2 separate regions of the Homo sapiens genome follow, and region 2 is linked to region 1. A link is an interaction called in ENCODE POLR2A ChIA-PET data of the cell type or tissue named here. Cell type or tissue: endothelial cell of umbilical vein. All regions are shown on one strand. Each heading gives the region's core, and the rest is flanking DNA. Links, peaks and the distances in the headings are about the cores only.

The links. Peaks named below come from ENCODE experiments on the same cell type or tissue, not always from the same donor. Only the 100,000 strongest peaks of a DNase experiment are listed, where the experiment ranks them.
Region 2: POLR2A ChIA-PET joins it to region 1 with 11 read pairs; 2 of 35 experiments call an interaction of 5 or more read pairs at or near these places.

What each region holds. Positions count from the first base shown.
Region 1 is chr7:30,883,098-30,891,584 of GRCh38, forward strand. All of the region lies in intron 17 of MINDY4 (MINDY lysine 48 deubiquitinase 4), which reads left to right. All of the region lies in intron 19 of INMT-MINDY4 (INMT-MINDY4 readthrough (NMD candidate)), which reads left to right. It also overlaps the pseudogene OSBPL9P6. Among named protein-coding and RNA genes, the nearest start is that of AQP1, 25 kb to the right of the region's middle. RefSeq lists an enhancer at 947-1,848. In endothelial cell of umbilical vein, for the core only: no CTCF peak of the experiment used is centred there; DNase peaks (open chromatin) are centred at 3,864 and 5,834; H3K27me3 peaks cover 2,068 bases.
Region 2 is chr7:30,601,742-30,610,302 of GRCh38, forward strand. It overlaps GARS1 (glycyl-tRNA synthetase 1), which reads left to right. Exons shown (of 17, transcript NM_002047.4): 5 at 1,293-1,381; 6 at 1,755-1,831; 7 at 7,844-7,989. Among named protein-coding and RNA genes, the nearest start is that of GARS1, 11 kb to the left of the region's middle. In endothelial cell of umbilical vein, for the core only: no CTCF peak of the experiment used is centred there; no DNase peak of the experiment used is centred there.

The DNA.
Region 1 (8,487 bases), core at 1-8,000:
ACCCTGATTCAAAGAGGTGTGGTGATTGGAAAGACACAGGTTTCTCCACTCGTGGTCACTGGGGCCCAGGTTCAGGAGTGTGTGGTCTGCAGTGGTGATGCGTCTTTAGACAGCTTCTGAGACTGCCTTCATGGTTGGGGGTGGGGGCTAAATGGGCACCTCTTGAAGCCCCTCCTCCCTCAAGGCAGCAGCAGCCAGATGTGGCAAGTACCGTTAGGCCCGAAGGAGGCAGGACAGGGGTGCTTACCTGAGGGTGGGGGAGGCTTGAGCAGGATAGGAAGCTGGGAGGCCTGGCCCAGCCTGGGGGTGGCAGGAGGTGCTGCCTGGAGCGACACCCTCTGCTTGCGGAGGAGCCGGAGGAGCAGCTCCGCCACTCTGAACACTGAGCAGTGTGCCTCTGGCCTCAGAGGCAGGTGGGAGCTTCAACTCCTCTGACCCAGCCCCTCTGTATTTAAGGGGAGGCTGAGGCTCAGGCCAGGGGAGGGGAATGTTCAGTAACTGGGGTGAGTTGGGGCTCACCTCCTTGCTGTGTTCTCTGAGTGGGCCCCTGGGCTGGTGGTGCGGTAGCTGTCAGAAGTGCTCCCCTTGCCCCGGCAGGCCCTTCACAAAGCCCTTGGGGCATGACCCAGAGGCCTCAGCGTGCATGAGAGGAGCAGCCCGGGAGGGAGAGGCCTGGATCCTGGTCCCTTCTGGGGGAGCAGTGGAACTGGTAACCTTTATGAGTGTGGGCTCTGGAGAGAAGTCGCCTGGGTTCCAGCCCTGGTGTTGCTGCTTCTTGGTGTGAGCCACTGGACCTCACCTTCCTGCACCCCACTTTGTCATCTGTAAAATGGGGGTGATGCATACCTTTCTCACTGGACCTTGTGAAGAGTGTCTGGGACGTTACTAAGTGCTCCATGGTGTTTGTGCTCACGATGATGACCTCAGCCACTCCTGATTTGGTGTGATCTCAGAGAATCTCCATTTCTCTGCCTGTGAAATGGTTGGGGTTGTGACGGGGGATGCAAAATGGTGAGGCCCTGCAATGCTTACTGCCTGAGATCCAGGGGGCACAGCAAGCTTAGGGTTGATGCCCACCACAGGAAAGCGAGCCCTTGAGAGGAGCTGCAGAGAAAGAGAAATGTTCACATGGTGGAAACACCAGGAAGGGGAAATGGGAGGAGCGCCGAGACATCCTCGACATGCTTTGTCCGTCCGTCCGTCCATCCGTTCGTCCATCCACCTGCCCGCCCCCTGAGCCAGGGATGAAGCATTCTTGCAGGGTCATGTGCTGGTGCTTCTTTCGTCGGGAGGATTAAGGGCACCTGCAGGTCGCTTTCCTTTCATGTACAAAGGGCCACTCATTCAAAATGATGAGAGAAAGGCAGCAGTGGGGACAGGAGGTGACACTAGCCTTGGCATCTGTACAGGACAGCGTGGGAGGCCACAGGGCATCCTTCCTGCAGGTGGGCCTGTTGAGCAGGGCTCCAACACCCTGGACACAGCCGCAGCTTGCCTCTGGACTCCTGGGACCCTCTCTGAAGGCCTCCGTCTGACTCTGTGTCTCTCTACCCCTCCCAGGGGGTGGCCCACCACCTGAAACCTCTCCACTGCCTCTTCTGGAGTAACTCCTTTTTCTCCAGAAATTATTCCACTGCATGACTCACCAAGCACCTCCCAGCGTGGGCCCAGGATTGGACTTCTTGGGCTCAGCTCTAATTGACAATTGTTTGAGATCGACCTGGGGCCTTGGTCTGCATGGAGCTTAGTCCATGCAGAGTGAGAGTCTTAGTGTGTGGACACGGGCCTGAACCTCCTCTTCCTCTTCTATTGGCTGCCTTCATCTCCCAAAACTTCCTTCCCCTGCCCCTTGTTCACTTGCAAGCAGGTGACAGTGAGGTTATGTGGGAAGCAGAGAGGCTGCATGATTTGGGCCAGGGCCCTGCCCTTCTCTGCCCTCACATCTGCTTAGTGTTGTGTGAGCTTGGACAAGGCTGAGCCCCACCATCTCCTTGAGCAGTCATGCATGGAAAATAATTCTATTTGTGTAGCACACAGGGGCTAAGAGGAGCCCATATGCATTTGTGGCTCATGCTTGGGGAAAGTTTGCTCCAGAGCAGTGGCCTTCAAGCTTCAGGGGCATCAGAGTCACCTGGAGAATATGTTAAAACACAGATCACCACCTATAATCCCAGCACTTTGGAAGGCCGAGACGGGCAGATCACCTGAGGTCGGGAGTTTGAGACCAGCCTAACCAACATGGAGACACCCCATCTCTATTAAAAATTAGCCGGGCATGGTGGCACACGCCTATAATCTCAGCTACTTGGGAGGCTGAGGCAGGAGAATCGCTTGAACCTGGGAGGCGAAGATTGCAGTGAGCTGAGATCATGCCATTGCACGCCAGCCTGGGCAACAAGAGGGAAACTCCGTCTCAAAAAAACAAACAAACAAAAAACCCAAAACCAAAAAACACAAAGCGCCGTGCCCCACACCAAGGGTTTCTGAGCTTTTTATTCAGTAGGTCCAGGGTAGGGCCCAATAATTTGCATTTTTAAGGAGTCCTCCAGTGATGCTGATGCTGCTGGTCCCAGGACCACACTTTGAGAACCAGGTAAGGGCAGTGCCCACCCCCCCCCCAACCCTGCTGCCTTGTGAGAGTTGGGTATCAAGTGAGGCATTGATTCTCTGGCCCGCCATAGGCACTGGGCCAGGGGAACCTTCTTCCTGGCTCCATTAGCTATCCCCTCATCCCCAGGTCTGTGTTCCATGTCTGCGAGAACTTTGCTGACACCAGCTGCCTGCCTGTTCCACTTCCCCCATCAATCCCCCATCATGGTGGGTCCACCTTGGCAGTTGTTCCTAGAAAAGCTGAGTGGGTGAGTGGTGAGTGGGAACACTGCCCCCATACCCACCAGGTGACATACCACTGCAGTGGGAAACAGCAGGCTTAGGGGTAAGTCCTGCTGTCTGTAGGAAGGCCCCACCGTGTCAGGAAGGGGATACACGTGACATCGTGGCATGAGCTCAGGTCATTTCAAAGGCTGCAGTGAGAGCCCAAGCTCCTGATAAGATGCAGCTGTGTGCCCACAGCATCTTGTCCATCTTGCTCGGTAGGTGGGGCTGCAGGGTAGGCCAGTCTGGTGGGCAGGTAGAATTCCCCCACATCAGGTCAACCCTCATAGAACCCCTGGGCTGGACACCATGGAAGAAACAGCTGAGTAAGACTTGGCTCCTGCTCTCAGAGAGTTTGCCATCAGCCAAAAGTCAAGTTTGGAATCAACCCTGTTACCAGTCCAGGGAAAGATGCACCACCCACCCTTAAACCCAGCTCTGTTGCCCTGCAAGAACCCCCAAGCCACACAGCTGGCTGTCTGGCAGCTTGCTTGGCTCTACAGAAAGGCCTTTGGGCACCCCCTGTTATCACCTCTTCTTTTACAGACAGGGAGATGGGGGCCTCCAGAATGGAGGTCCGTGTCCCAGCCACACTTTGAGTCACAAGCTCCAAGGACTGTGGCTTACGCTTTTGCTGTCCCAGCCCATTGGAAGGTCACTTAGTGGGCAGTGACTTCCCACCACCTGGCTTTGTTGCCTCGGTGACATTGCACAAGCCCAGACTGCTGGTTTCGCCTTCAGAGAAGAGCATCCTAATTCAAACCATCCCAGACCCCATGTGTCTCTGCGCTTTGCTGTGACGCAAACCTCGGCCTGAGAGAGTCTCCTGTTACCTTTGCTTGTGTCAGGAATGTGGGATCTGTCCCCTGCCCCCTCCCACTGTTATACTGTAACCATCTCAGCAAAAAAACAGGCTAATTTATTATGGTCATTTCCAAACGAGACACACACAGTGACCTCTCTCATGCTTCCAGCCTGGCTAGAGTGAGAAAAATGAAACGGTTGTCAACAGTCCAGAGAAAAGAGGAAAGAACTCATAACCGGAGCCTGGGGCTGGGGCACAGATGTTTCTGTTCGGAGGTGCAGACAAGAAATTGAAAATGTAATTCCAGCTGGGTATGATGCCTTCGAGGGGCAGAGGCAGAGCCCCCGCCTCCCTCAGCTACCCCCACTCCCTGCGGAACCTCCCGTTCAGCTTCCATGCTGACCATTTTGCCCAGGCTCCCTGTCCACAGTGCCTCCCACCCATCGGAGGAGCATTCTCTGGGCGCTGTCACTCCCCACTGTCCATGCCAGCCCTCTTCTGATGCCCTGCCCCCCACACACACCTGCCCTGTGCTGGCTCTGCAGTCATCAAGCTGTGTGAGCTCCAGAAGGTCTGGTTCTGCTCCCAGCCTTAGTTTCCCCATCTGTCCCTGGGGTCTAAGGATCCCTCTCCTGAGCTGCTGTGAGGTTGAGAGAAGAGCTGTGGAAGCACTGCCTTTCCTGTGAGCCACAATGGCCTCTGGGCATGCGTTGGGGAGGAGGAGGAATCAGGTGGTGGCAAGTTGGGCCAGGGCTCAGGAGCAGGCAGAGAGGAGAGTGCAAGGCAGGGCTTTGAAGCGTGAGCCAGCGAGGACCATGGTTTCCCTGCTGAGTGCCTGGGAGGGCGGGGCCACTCCCTAAGCAGGCGTCCAGGAGGAACAGCTGGCCTGGTGGGGGTCGTGTTCATGCAGCAGCACCCCCACCTGCCACCTCCACCTGGAGCCCAGGCTGCAGGCACTGGTTAAACCAGCTTTGCCTTGGAGCCTGGCCTGGGTGCTGACGGGGACCCGCGGGTGGCAGTCAGAGAACACTTCTGCAAAGAGGAATCTGGATCTGATCCTGCAGGATGGCGGACTGGGCAGGGCCCAGCAGGGGTTAAGGCCCAGGGGTGAGGGATACCCACGTGGCTCATCCTAGAGCTGCTCCTCATTCCGAATGGCTGGAGCACGGGAACGGAAACTTTCACACAGGCCTATTTGTCTGGAGATTTAAAGCATACAAGAGGCGTCCCTGGATGCTTTTCTACCAGTCAGGAGCTTTGAACTCAGGCCTGCTGTCTTGTCCTGGCTGACACAGGCTCTATCAGGCACCTTTTTCCCCATGAAAAACACTGGGTCCATCAACGTTGAAAAGCAGTTAAGGCAGGTAACCACCCCTCTGTTGCAGTGATGCCTCTGGGGGGACAGGGCCTTATTTTCCACCATGAAGTGCCTTTCTCTGTGATTTTAAGTTGACTTGAGCACCAGGGACCATGGTGTTTTTACGGAGCGAGTGGTCTCAACGGGACAATTGTGTGCCCCTGGGGTTATTTGCCAATGTCTGAGGACATTTTTAGTTGTCACAGCCCTGGGAGAGGATGCTAAACATTTCATAATGCACACCACGGTCTCCACAACAAAGAATTACCCAGCCAAAATGCCTTAGGTACCGAGGATGAGAGACCCGGCTATAAACTGGCTGGCTGTCAGCCGCCTCCTGCATTAGCACTGATGAATGAGTCTGGAACTTTGATTGTGTCTCTTCTGCTCCTCAGAGGTGTTTCCATTTCATCCCTCCCCTTTCTGTGCCTGTCCGCAGTTGTTGGTTGCATATGCAGAGCCCTTCTTACTTGTCCTTGTAATCGACTCACAAGCTTTCAGAACCATTCCAATCGGGGAACGATTCGATTCGTCCCCTACACTAGCACAACATGCGTCATGGCTCAGCCCTTTCAATTTTTAAAATGTCTCTGCTTTGATTTTCTATTGTAATTGCAAACTGCTTCCCTCTGGTGTTTCCAGTACTCTCCCTGCATTTGCCCCTGTTGGCTGGATGGAGCGGGTTGGTTATGTCTGTAGAAAGCCTCAAAACCAAGCTCAAACTCAACAGCCTGATAGTAAGACTCAGCCACTGTGGTGACACAGATGTTGTCTAGTGGTAGATGAGTGTGACTCACCCCTGCACTGAAGCAGCTTGCCAGGATTCAAGGAATTTGTAACTTGGGAGCTCATACGAGGTACTTCAGTCTTTCTGAGTGGGGAGGGTAAAGGCTTGAAAAGATAGAGAGGGGCGGGGTGAAGGGGCCTGGGGACCAGGCTGAGAGCAGGCATGTTGCTCTCCTTCCTGCCTCCCTTCTGCCACCCTCTGGGAGTCTGGATTCAGGATGTGTTCCTTAGTGTCCAAGATTTCAATGCTTGCCCACAAATCTTAATAGAACAATAAAAGCTTTTTAATGACACACTCCAAACTGCAAAGATGATGAACAGAACAAGAAAATTGAAAATCTCAAATGCTCATCGTGTTGCTGCAGATTGCTAAGGTGCTTTTAACCCAGCAGATGTAATAGATGAACTCAGTACCCAGGAGCTGGGGTCAGCACAATGCCTTCCCAGCCTGCTTACCTCCAGAACCTGCTCAGTTGTATAAGCCAGAGCAGTGGCCATTTTCCTGCTGGTTGGACCTATATTAGCCAGTATAGGACATCATCAGACTCCACCCCCAAATAGTATCAGCAATGGGCACTCACTGCCGAGGAGAAGTCTGACTTCACCAAGCCAAGCCAGTTTGTCTCCAAATACGGCACCAGTGTCTCTTATTTGAGCAGTGAAGATGAACGCTCTGATATGGATAAATTCCATCAAAGTGGCTCAACCCCAAAACCCAATAGACTCCTCTGGATCTGCTTGACACACAGAAGCCCAGTAAATAGTCTGAAGCACTTGGATAGCATAGAAGCACTTAATTCTTCCACATCCAATGGAGTAAGTGATGATGCTGGCATTTTCACTTCAAAACGATTGATGAAGGGGAGGTGGGGTTGTGGATGAACATGAAAGTGTTATCATATACCTCTTGTCACAGGTTAGACTGGGAATGGATCTCACCAAGGTAGTTCTTTCAGTATTTATTCTTGAAATATCTTTTAAAAATGTATGCAGATATTTTTGCACATCCAGATCTGTTTCTAAGCATTTATGACCAGAAGGATCCCAGGAACCAAATGGTTCAGGTGATAAAAGGGTACCTCTCAGCCTTTCATGCAGGCAGAAAAGGATTGATTGCCAAAAGGCCATACAACCTGATTTTGGGTGAGATCTTTCAGCATCACTGAACATCACCAAATGACACGGAGGAGGACGCAGAGAAAGTTTTGGACACAGTTGCCCCAAACAGTGTAACATTCCTGGCTGAGCGTGTTTTCCAGCATCCACCTGTTTCAACCTTTTATGCCGAGTGTTTTAACAAGAAGGTACAATTCAGCGTTCCTATTTGGACAAATCAAAATTTCTTGGGTTGTTGACTAGGGAGCACAACGTAGGGCAGGACTGCGTCTTGTGTCTAGACTAGGATGAACGTGACATCCTTACATTCCCCGATGGTATGCACGATCTATCCTCACAGTGCCCTGGGCAGAGCTAGGAGGAGAATGCAATATTAATTGTTCCCAAATGGGCTGCATGCAAATAACTTCCACACCAAACCTTTCTATAGGAGCAAGAAGCACAAAATTGCCATTAAGATTTTTTTCTCCAAATGACAAGAAATCTTTCTGCTCATTCAAAGGGAAATGGAATGGTGTAAAGTATTCAAAATATGCAAGGGGAAAATTTAGTCTTTACAGATACCAAGAGGGAAGTGAGTTGGAAGAACGGAGTGAATATGAACCTTGCTGCCTTTGGAAGGGACACTTTCAACCTAAAAATTAGAGACTTTGATGCAGCAATTGAAGGAAAGCACTGACTTGAAGAAAGACAAAGAGCCGAAGCCTAGGAAAGAAAGAAAGAGATTCAGTGGAAGTTTAGGCTATGTCATAAACATGGGGAACAGTGGGTTGAGGATGAACCATTGACTGAAACCTCTTGGTGGTTCCAAGCCTTCTGTTGGAAAATGCAACTGTGTTACTTTGGGAGAACCTGTTCCCACCCTTCTCATCGCAGTTCCAATGTCAGGAATCCTCGACTTTCTGGATGTAGATGTACAATTCAGTTGAAGTGAGAAAAGCTTCCCCTTTTTCTTCCTCCATGGCAGTTAGATTTTCTTCAGAATTGAAGAAAATCTTCAGGTTTTGAAAACAAGATGTCTGTTCCCTGCCCAAACCTCATACTTTGAAAAGCATTTATGAATTCCAGCCTCAAACTCTGCACTGTAGAACTGCTGTGAGATATTCAACATCTGTTTCCTAGTTCATATATAGTCTTAGGATATCTGTATATGTATAATATACCTAGTGCCAGATTTTACGTAAACACTCCATCTGCTATAAATTTGATTCTTCTGAGTGTTTTTAGAAAATTAGCACCATGTGTTAAAATCAAGTGCTAGGAAATGTCATGGTCTCACCTACAGTAACTTTTCGTTTTGCAACTGAACTGTTATTCAGTTGTCTCTAACCCTGGACCACAATTTAGTTATACTCCGTGCTTCTTCAGGTTAAAAAACAAAACAAAACAAAAAACTGTCGTGTTACTGCAGTGCTCACAGCCATTCACTACCTTTCTGTGGCTCTCAGTAAAGCCCAGAACCCTTACAAGTTCCTGCCAGCTTCCCGGCCCCTCCCCACCCTCTGTCCCCATTGTTTCGCACTCAGCCATATCTAGGACTGCACAGGTG
Region 2 (8,561 bases), core at 371-8,370, 280 kb before region 1:
TTATTCCTACCAACGTTATTGAAAGTAGGGCAGAATTTCCTTTTTTTGTGTGTGTGAGATGGAGTCTTGCTCTGTCGCCCAAGCTGGAATGCAGTGGCTTGATCTCGGCTCACTGCAAGCTCTGCCTCCCAGGTTCACGCCATTCTCCTGCCTCAGCCTCCCAAGTAGCTGGGACTACAGGCACCCACCACCACGTCTGGCTAATTTTTTTTTTGTATTTTTAGTACAGACGGGGTTTCACCATGTTAGCCAGGGTGGTCTCGATCTCCTGACCTCGTGATCCGCCCGCCTCGGCCTCCCAAAGTAGGGCAGAATTTCAGAATGTGAAACTGAAAGGAATTCTTTTATTTATTTATTTATTTTTTGAGATGGAGTCTCGCTCTGTCCCCCAGGCTGGAGTGCAGTGGGGCGATCTCTGCTCACTGCAAGCTCCGCCTCTCGGGTTCACGCCATTCTCTTGCCTCAGCCTCCAGAGCAGCTGGGACTACAGGCACCTGCCACCGTGCCTGGCTAATTTTTTTGTATTTTTAGTAGAGACGGGGTTTCACCATGGTCTCGATCTCCTGACCTCGTGATCCGCCTGCCTCGGCCTCCCAAAGTGCTGGGATTACAGGCGTGAGCCACTGCGCCCGGCCTGAAAGAGGAATTCTTGCCATTTTGTAACTCGTCATTATTCATTTAAGGTTGACTGGTGGAGAGCTAATTTTTACTATTGGCATCCGTTAGGTTCTCTTAATAATTTCAGCCAATGAAGAGGAGGAATTCTGAATGATGGCTCTATAAGATCAGGACTACCTATCATTTTAGCTACTTGTTCCACCAATAGGAACTTTGTAGAGATAATACCAATGTCAGTACAGGTTTCAGTGGCAGAAAACACTTCCCTTAAGGTTCAATGTCTATACTGAGCTGCCATGAATTCTTAACTAGTCAAATTCCCAGTGATTTTGGCCTTTGCTTAGATCACTAATAATAATGGCATAGGCATGGATTAATTGATCCTGAAGAATAGTACAGACTTTATGACAACTTGTAGAAAAGAATTGTCTTTTTATTGTCTAGTTAATGTCTTCTTTCTTATGGGAAGGAAGAATGTGGGAGAGGGTGAGAAATAGATTTGAGGAAGAATTTTCTCTGGCATCCATTACTGTCATGGATACATCATTACTATAGATATGGGAGCTTCCATCTTTGAGATGGATATAAATATTGATGGGGAATTATCTTATAAGGTAATATCTATGTGTAATTTGTATGAGAATGACAAATTGGGTTGGCATTTGTTAATTTAGGACCTCTGGCCATGTAGACAAATTTGCTGACTTCATGGTGAAAGACGTAAAAAATGGAGAATGTTTTCGTGCTGACCATCTATTAAAAGGTGAGGTTCTTCATCTCCTTCAGGTAGGATTGATCAAAATAAAAGGTTTAAACTTTCTCTCAGATGTCTTTCATTAAATTTTTTATTGAGGCATAACATTCAAAGAGCAAAGTGCACAGATCTTAAGTATATAGATCAAGTCCTTTATTTTTTAAAAAAGTTATATGTAGATAATTAGTTATATACAGATAATTTTTCTAATTAGCAAATGAATCAAGACAATACCATGACTGCTGTTGTAAAATCAACTGTGGGATTCATGTAAATTAAGAACTTTATGCTTGGATTTACTTTTTAATTGTCTAGCATTGAAACTGAAAAGTGCATTGTCCTTTTTCCCATTGATTGATATATGTCAACACTGTTCTTACAGCTCATTTACAGAAATTGATGTCTGATAAGAAGTGTTCTGTCGAAAAGAAATCAGAAATGGAAAGTGTTTTGGCCCAGGTGAGTACTCTAGAGATGTTATCAGAGTAACCTAGGTGGTCGCTGTCCTTCTTTCAGTGTTTAATGACTGTTGCATTTCCCATTATGCTGACCCTGGCCACATTGTAATGAAGCAGAGGTTAATTCTGTCCTGTATAGCGTCTCTTTTTTTGCATTTTTATTTTCTTCTCTCTTTTGTGACTAACCCTTTATTTCAGCCCAAACTAACAAGTCCGTGTTAATAGGCATTCAATTTGTCTGACCTTGGAAACTACTTTTCTGGATTTAATAGCTAAAACCACAGGAGTGACTGATGATGGGTAGTGTTCAGCACTGGTGTGGAGACTTCGGGGCAGATAACTTGATGAGCACTTTCTCACTGGCTACTTGATCTGCCTCTGCTTGGACCCTGATTTCATGCTATTATTCTTAGAACCTCATGAGCAGGTCCTGACTTTTCTGTCCTTGCTTTTCTCAGTTTGCCTATAGGCCTAAAGTTTTATAATTTGTATAATATTTAAGCTGACAAATTTTAGAGAAGACAAAAAAGAGACCACAGAGATAATTTATTCTGACCTTTTACCAATTGCAGGAATACTTTCTATATTAGAAGTAGTTCTTATCCTTTTGTTGGGTCACAGACCACCCTAAGAATGTGATCAAAACTGCACGTCTCCCTGGGAAGATGCATGTGCTCATGTATATATGTTGCTGGTGTCTCACCTCATCTGTTGGCTATTCCGTTTAGGCAAAGTACATTTCTCCAACACCATGTTTAGTCATGAGGTCTACTGAGGCTCACCTCTTAAATTTTATTTACTTCCTTGGGCAAAAAACAAAAAACCAATACTGTGATTATACCTATTTTCTTTACACCGATCTCTCTCTCTCTCTCTGCCTGAATATAGAACTCCCTAATATGTTGTTTTTCATGGGAATTACTGGATACTTTTCCACTGTTGTCCTAATTTTTTTTTTAGCATGCTTTTTTTCTCTGTGATAGTTAACTTTCCAACATAGCTAAAATAATTTCTCCTTCTTCATTTACATTGAAAACTTTCTTAATTTGGCTGTTGAATCATCTGCTGATTTATTTTGATACTTGTGGAGTGTAATTTTATCCCTTGCTTGAAGCTCATTGTTTTAGTAATTACTCATGGTTTAGAAAATTATTTCTTACATTTTGATACTGTTGAAGCCACACGTTCATCTCATTTTCTTATCCAAAGGCATGCCCTTTATTAGAAAAAATGGAAAATGCCTCTAAGTATCCCTAAAATTTTCCATTCAGAATTTTAGATTTACTGAGGTTTTGTGTATATGTTTTTGATCTTAACAGTATTATTCATTTCCAAGTACGTTGTCAGAGTTGGGAAGTAACTAGTTGATTTGACAAGTCAATTTATTGTTTGAGCATTGGCCTTCTCTCTTATTTCAGATCTGTGTTCTAGGAGAGCAATTTGTTTTTTGACTTGCCATATCAGATGCATGTACAGCTGTCAATATAATCTTCAATGAAAAGTAAGGGACCCATGGGAAATGGTGTAGCACTCAGAAATGGCCCTGGTGGATTCACTGGCTGAAAGCCCATCTGTTGCTTAAGCACAGAGTAGCGTTTTCTGCACCTTAGTGTCTGACTCCTTTTCAGCTTTATGAAGCATCATTGTTTCTTTAAAAGGCCCTGATTCACCTTCTGTGGTAGGAAGACCTCTACTCCTATTATGTGGATTTAACAGCTCAGAACGAATTCTTTTGTTTCTCTTCTCTGTCTGTTTTTGTGGCCCATCTCTGGATGTTCCAGTTTTAAAAACCATTTTTAACTTGTTTATGAAAAATTCAAAACATACAAAATTTTATATGTTAAATAAAAACATAATAAACAATTATGTACCTATCACCCTGCTTCACTGTTAGATTTTTTTGTATCTATTCCCCTCTCACTTTCCTGACTTCTTTCCCCTAATTCTTTGTGTGTGGTAGGGTGGGGACAGAGCCCCACTCTGTAGCCCAGGCTGGAGTGGAGGGGCACGAACATGGCTCACTGCAGCCAGGACCTCCTGAGCTCAAGAATCCTCCTGTCTGGGCCTCCCAAAGTGCTAGGATTACACATGTGAGCCATGGTGCCCAGCCTGAATTTTTTTGAAGCAGATCTCAAACATTATTTTATTATACCTGTAAATTTTTCATTATCTATCTCTAAAAGAGAAAAATCCTTTAAAAATAAAGGATTTAAAAAATCCTTTTCAATCCTCTTACCTTGGGAAATGTTAATAATTTAATATCATCAAATATTTGATCAGTGTTCATGTTTTCTAGGCTGTCTTAAATGTTTCCAGTTTTTAAAATTTGAATTGGGATCCAGATAAAGTCTATACTTTGTGATAGGTTGATATGTTTCTTATATCTCTTCCAATCTGTATGGCCTTCCTTCATTCCCTTTTCCCTCCCCGCATTTTCATTAAAATTTTTTTCAAGAAGCTGAGTCATTTGTTCCTTACTGTTTTCTACTGTCTGGATTTGGCTAATTACGTTATTGTAGTGAGGTTACACATGTTCATCTTTTTCTCTATTAGATTTAGAAGCTTGACCAGGTATTTTTGGCGAGACATTTGGTTAAGTGGTGTTATGGACTTCTGTCCAGAGCTACATAGTACCTGGTTAGCTCTTCTGTGGGCTGTGGCCATTGATGTCCATTGTTTAGATGCATTAACTGATGAGGGGATTTCAAAATGGTGATTTTTGTCATTGTTATTCTTTTTTTTTTTTTTTTTTAGCTAGACTATTTCTATATGAAAAAACTTTCTATCAACTATTTGATTTAACTGAGACACGATTTGTAAAGAAAGGTGAGAATAAGTGCTTCATCCATTCTCCCACCCCTTGTCTTTTTAAACCTGTTTTCCATTAGTTGGTTCCCTAACATCCTTCAGAAATGCACGAGTTCCTGCCTGCCTTTTCGTTTTTTCCTCCTACTGTTGTGAACTTTAGATTCAAATATTTGATATTCAGTCAGTTGCAGTTATCTTATTGGTGGTTAAATTGTCCAGTCTTTGGTGACTAGGAGTTCTCTGCTGAGTCCTTTTGACACAGCCCTTGTAGTCTCTGAAAACTTCCTTTAATATGACAAGATATTGCCATCTCATCTTATACATTTCCTGTCCCAGACTTGGAATCAGACATTTCTCCAAGGAGCCCTGGTACTTGGTACTTATTAGTGGGGATGGTATTGATCACTAATTATAAACCTTGTCAGTGATCTGAGCTAGGAAGTTGATATTTTTTAAAAGATAAACTTTTCATGAGTTAATATAGATACTTAATAGTTAACTTAAAGTTAGGTTTATAGGGTTTTTACTATATTAATCTTAAATCTCTCTCCTTTACCCTTACCAAAAATCGCAGTTCTCAGCAACAAAACATAATGATTGATGTGCCTTATCTCCCACTGTATACGTTAACAGTCTCAGAATGACAATACCAACACCACCATCAGCAATATGAATGTTGAAAACAGTTAAAAACACTTTTATTGTTCTTTTCTTTAGGGATATGCCAGCACTGTGTAGTCTTACAGTCTGATAACTGTATTTAAAGTCACTTGGAGTCATTCTCTCTGTGTGGTTATGCCATCAGCTAGATATGCAGTTAGTCCATATATTTCATTTTATTTTCAGTATTCAGGGTTTCCTTTTTAAAAATTTGTTTTATAATCATATAGCACAATAGCAAAGACTTGGAACCAACCCAAATGTCCATCAATGATAGACTGGATTAAGAAAATGTGGCACATATATACCATGGAATACTATGCATTCATAAAAAAGGATGAGTTCATGTCCTTTGTAGGGACATGGATGAAGCTGGAAACAATTATTCTCAGCAAACTCTGACAAGGACAGAAAACCAAACACTGCATGTTCTCACTCATAGGTGGGAATTGAACAATGAGAACACATGGACACAGGGTGGGGAACATCATACACCTGGGCCTGTCGGGGGGTGGGAGGCTGGGGGAGGGATAGCATTAGGAGAAATACCTAATGTAAATGACGAGTTGATGGGTGCAGCAAACCAACATGGCACATGTATACTTATGTATCAAACCTGCATGTTGTGCACATGTACACTAGAACTTAAAGTATAATAAAAAAGTTAAAATTTGTTTTATAATCATATAAAGCATTTTTTATACCTCTAAAGGCAAATCTAAAAAACAAGGTATATTTAGTCTACTATCTTTCTCTTCCCTTTACCTTCCGTCCTTCTGCTTCCCTGCTTCCTGAGCAGTTTTTAACTTAAAACAACTTCCTTTTTTAAAAAAATAGAATATAAACAAAGACATATAGATATTTGTATGCCCTCCTTTCTAGATAAATGGTTGCATTCCATACACACTTTTCTCCATTGTGGTTTTCTTCACATAACAAAATATTTCAGAGATTGGTCCCTCATAGTATATAGAGATTGCCTCCTTCCATTTTATAGCTACATAATTGGGCATTGTGTGGATATATTTTACATAACCAGTTGTCCACTGCTGGACATTTAGGTTATTTCCCATCTTTAACATTACAGATAATGCTGCATTGAATAATCTTGTGCTTATATCTTTTCATGTTTTTGCTATTGTGTCTTTGGGATAGATGCCTAGAAATGGGACAAAGGATAAATACAAATATAGTAATGTTAGATATTGCCAGATTCCCTTTCCCAGGGGTTTTGCTTTCTATCTGTATTGGCAGAATCTTTTTCCTCCTGATTTCTTTTTAAATTATGCCTTTTATTGGAAAACACTATATATTCTTGAATTACCTGGGAAATAGATGTTCCTCAGGCTCTTTAACTTTCTACTCTAGTAGGACCAGCTTATATTTATGGTACCCGTGTCTTGAAGTTCACTGGAACAGTTTCCTCATTGATCCAGCCTCTTGGGTAATTGTATAATGTTATTTTGTGGATTCCTCCTAGAAATTCTGTAGAAATAGAGTCTAGAAGGCTTAATATTTTAAATTGCACATTCAAATCTGGAACATGTTGTTAGTGTGAGTGGGTTGCCTTTTTATGGAGTGGAAATACCATTGGATTTATGAGGGTAGCAAATATAATTGCTCTTTATTGAGTAGTTATTATGTACCAGGTCCTGCCTGTGCTAAATACTTTACATGTTTTGTTTAATCTTCATCATATTCCTGCATAGCAAGGTAGAAGCTGTTCTCCCCTGTTCTTAGAGAGGTTAGGTAAGAACTTAATCTTTAGTCACACAACCCATAAGTGGTGTAGAGTTGGGAGATACGCCAAGGTCTTTCTGAACTCGAAGCTTCAGTTATTATGGCCATTAATTGATTTACTGAATTATTTTGTTTCTGTTAGGAAACTTTTAAGTTTTAAATACTGCTTACTATTAGATGGTTTGTCATAGTCACTTGAAATTCTTAAATTGGAGGGCATACATCATTTTACAGGATTTGGCACTGATGATCAATGTATAGAATGTGCAATACACTGGAAAATGCTGAGGTGAATAAGATACAGCTTCTGTCTTCTAGGCGCTTAATATCTAATGGGAAAGGAAAGTTCAATGCACATTTAATTACTCCATTGAGGAGAGGGTGGTGGCTATTAATAGTATATTTGCTTGACTGGATCTTTAAAATACAGAGAAATGCAGAAATGCACCTTAAATATGTTCAGAGTAGTAAAATTCAGCTTTGAAAACTTATTTAGGTAATTTCAGATTCTTGCCAACCAATAACTATTATAATTGAATAAGAGGTATTTTGCTTTATCTTTCACTTTGAAACAGTGACTATATGAGTTTTAGGTCCCAGAAGGATATTTTTTTCTCTCTTGATAAATGGAAAGTGAATAAATTGGTTATGGTTTTAATGTGGGTGTCCTGAAGGTTAGGTTAATTGTGATGTTCCTGAATTTTGTGTGATTGTAGCAGTGGATGGCTAGGGTTATATATAATACTTTATATCTTATGCCTTGTTTTCTCTGTCTTTTACACTAATTTCTTTATATGTCTTTTAGCTTGATAACTATGGACAGCAAGAACTTGCGGATCTTTTTGTGAACTATAATGTAAAATCTCCCATTACTGGAAATGATCTATCCCCTCCAGTGTCTTTTAACTTAATGTTCAAGACTTTCATTGGGCCTGGAGGAAACATGCCTGGGTATGTATCACTTATTGTTTACCTGTTTATGTAATGAAGTTTTTAAAATTGCTTATATTAAAAGGTAAATATCAATGTTATGAAGGAAAAATTTTTAAAAAGTGATATACAGAAGTACAGATGAATGTATTATGGAGAAATAATGGCAGAAATAAATCTTTTAAAAAATTCTTTCTGAATATAATTTCTTTTTTGGCATATATGTATTTTTTTGGCATAAAATAAAGTCTCTGATCACTATATCTTCTAGTTATAGCTGCATAGGGTAGAAGGGACAGTTGAAGAATGGTTTTAAAAGCCGTTGAACTTATTGCTGAAGGATATTTTAGAAACCATTTAGTTTAGCATGCTACTGTCCAACGGAACTTTCTGCAGTGATGGAAATGTTCTGTAATGTGTGTTGTCCAGTATGATTAGCTACCAGCCACATTTGGCTCTTGAGCACTCATAATGGGTCCAGTTCTTCTGAGGCACTGAATTTTAAAATTTATTTCATCTTAATTGAAATTTAAATAGACATCTGCCTGGTGTCCTACCATATTGGACAGCATAGGTATAGCCTGTTGATTTGA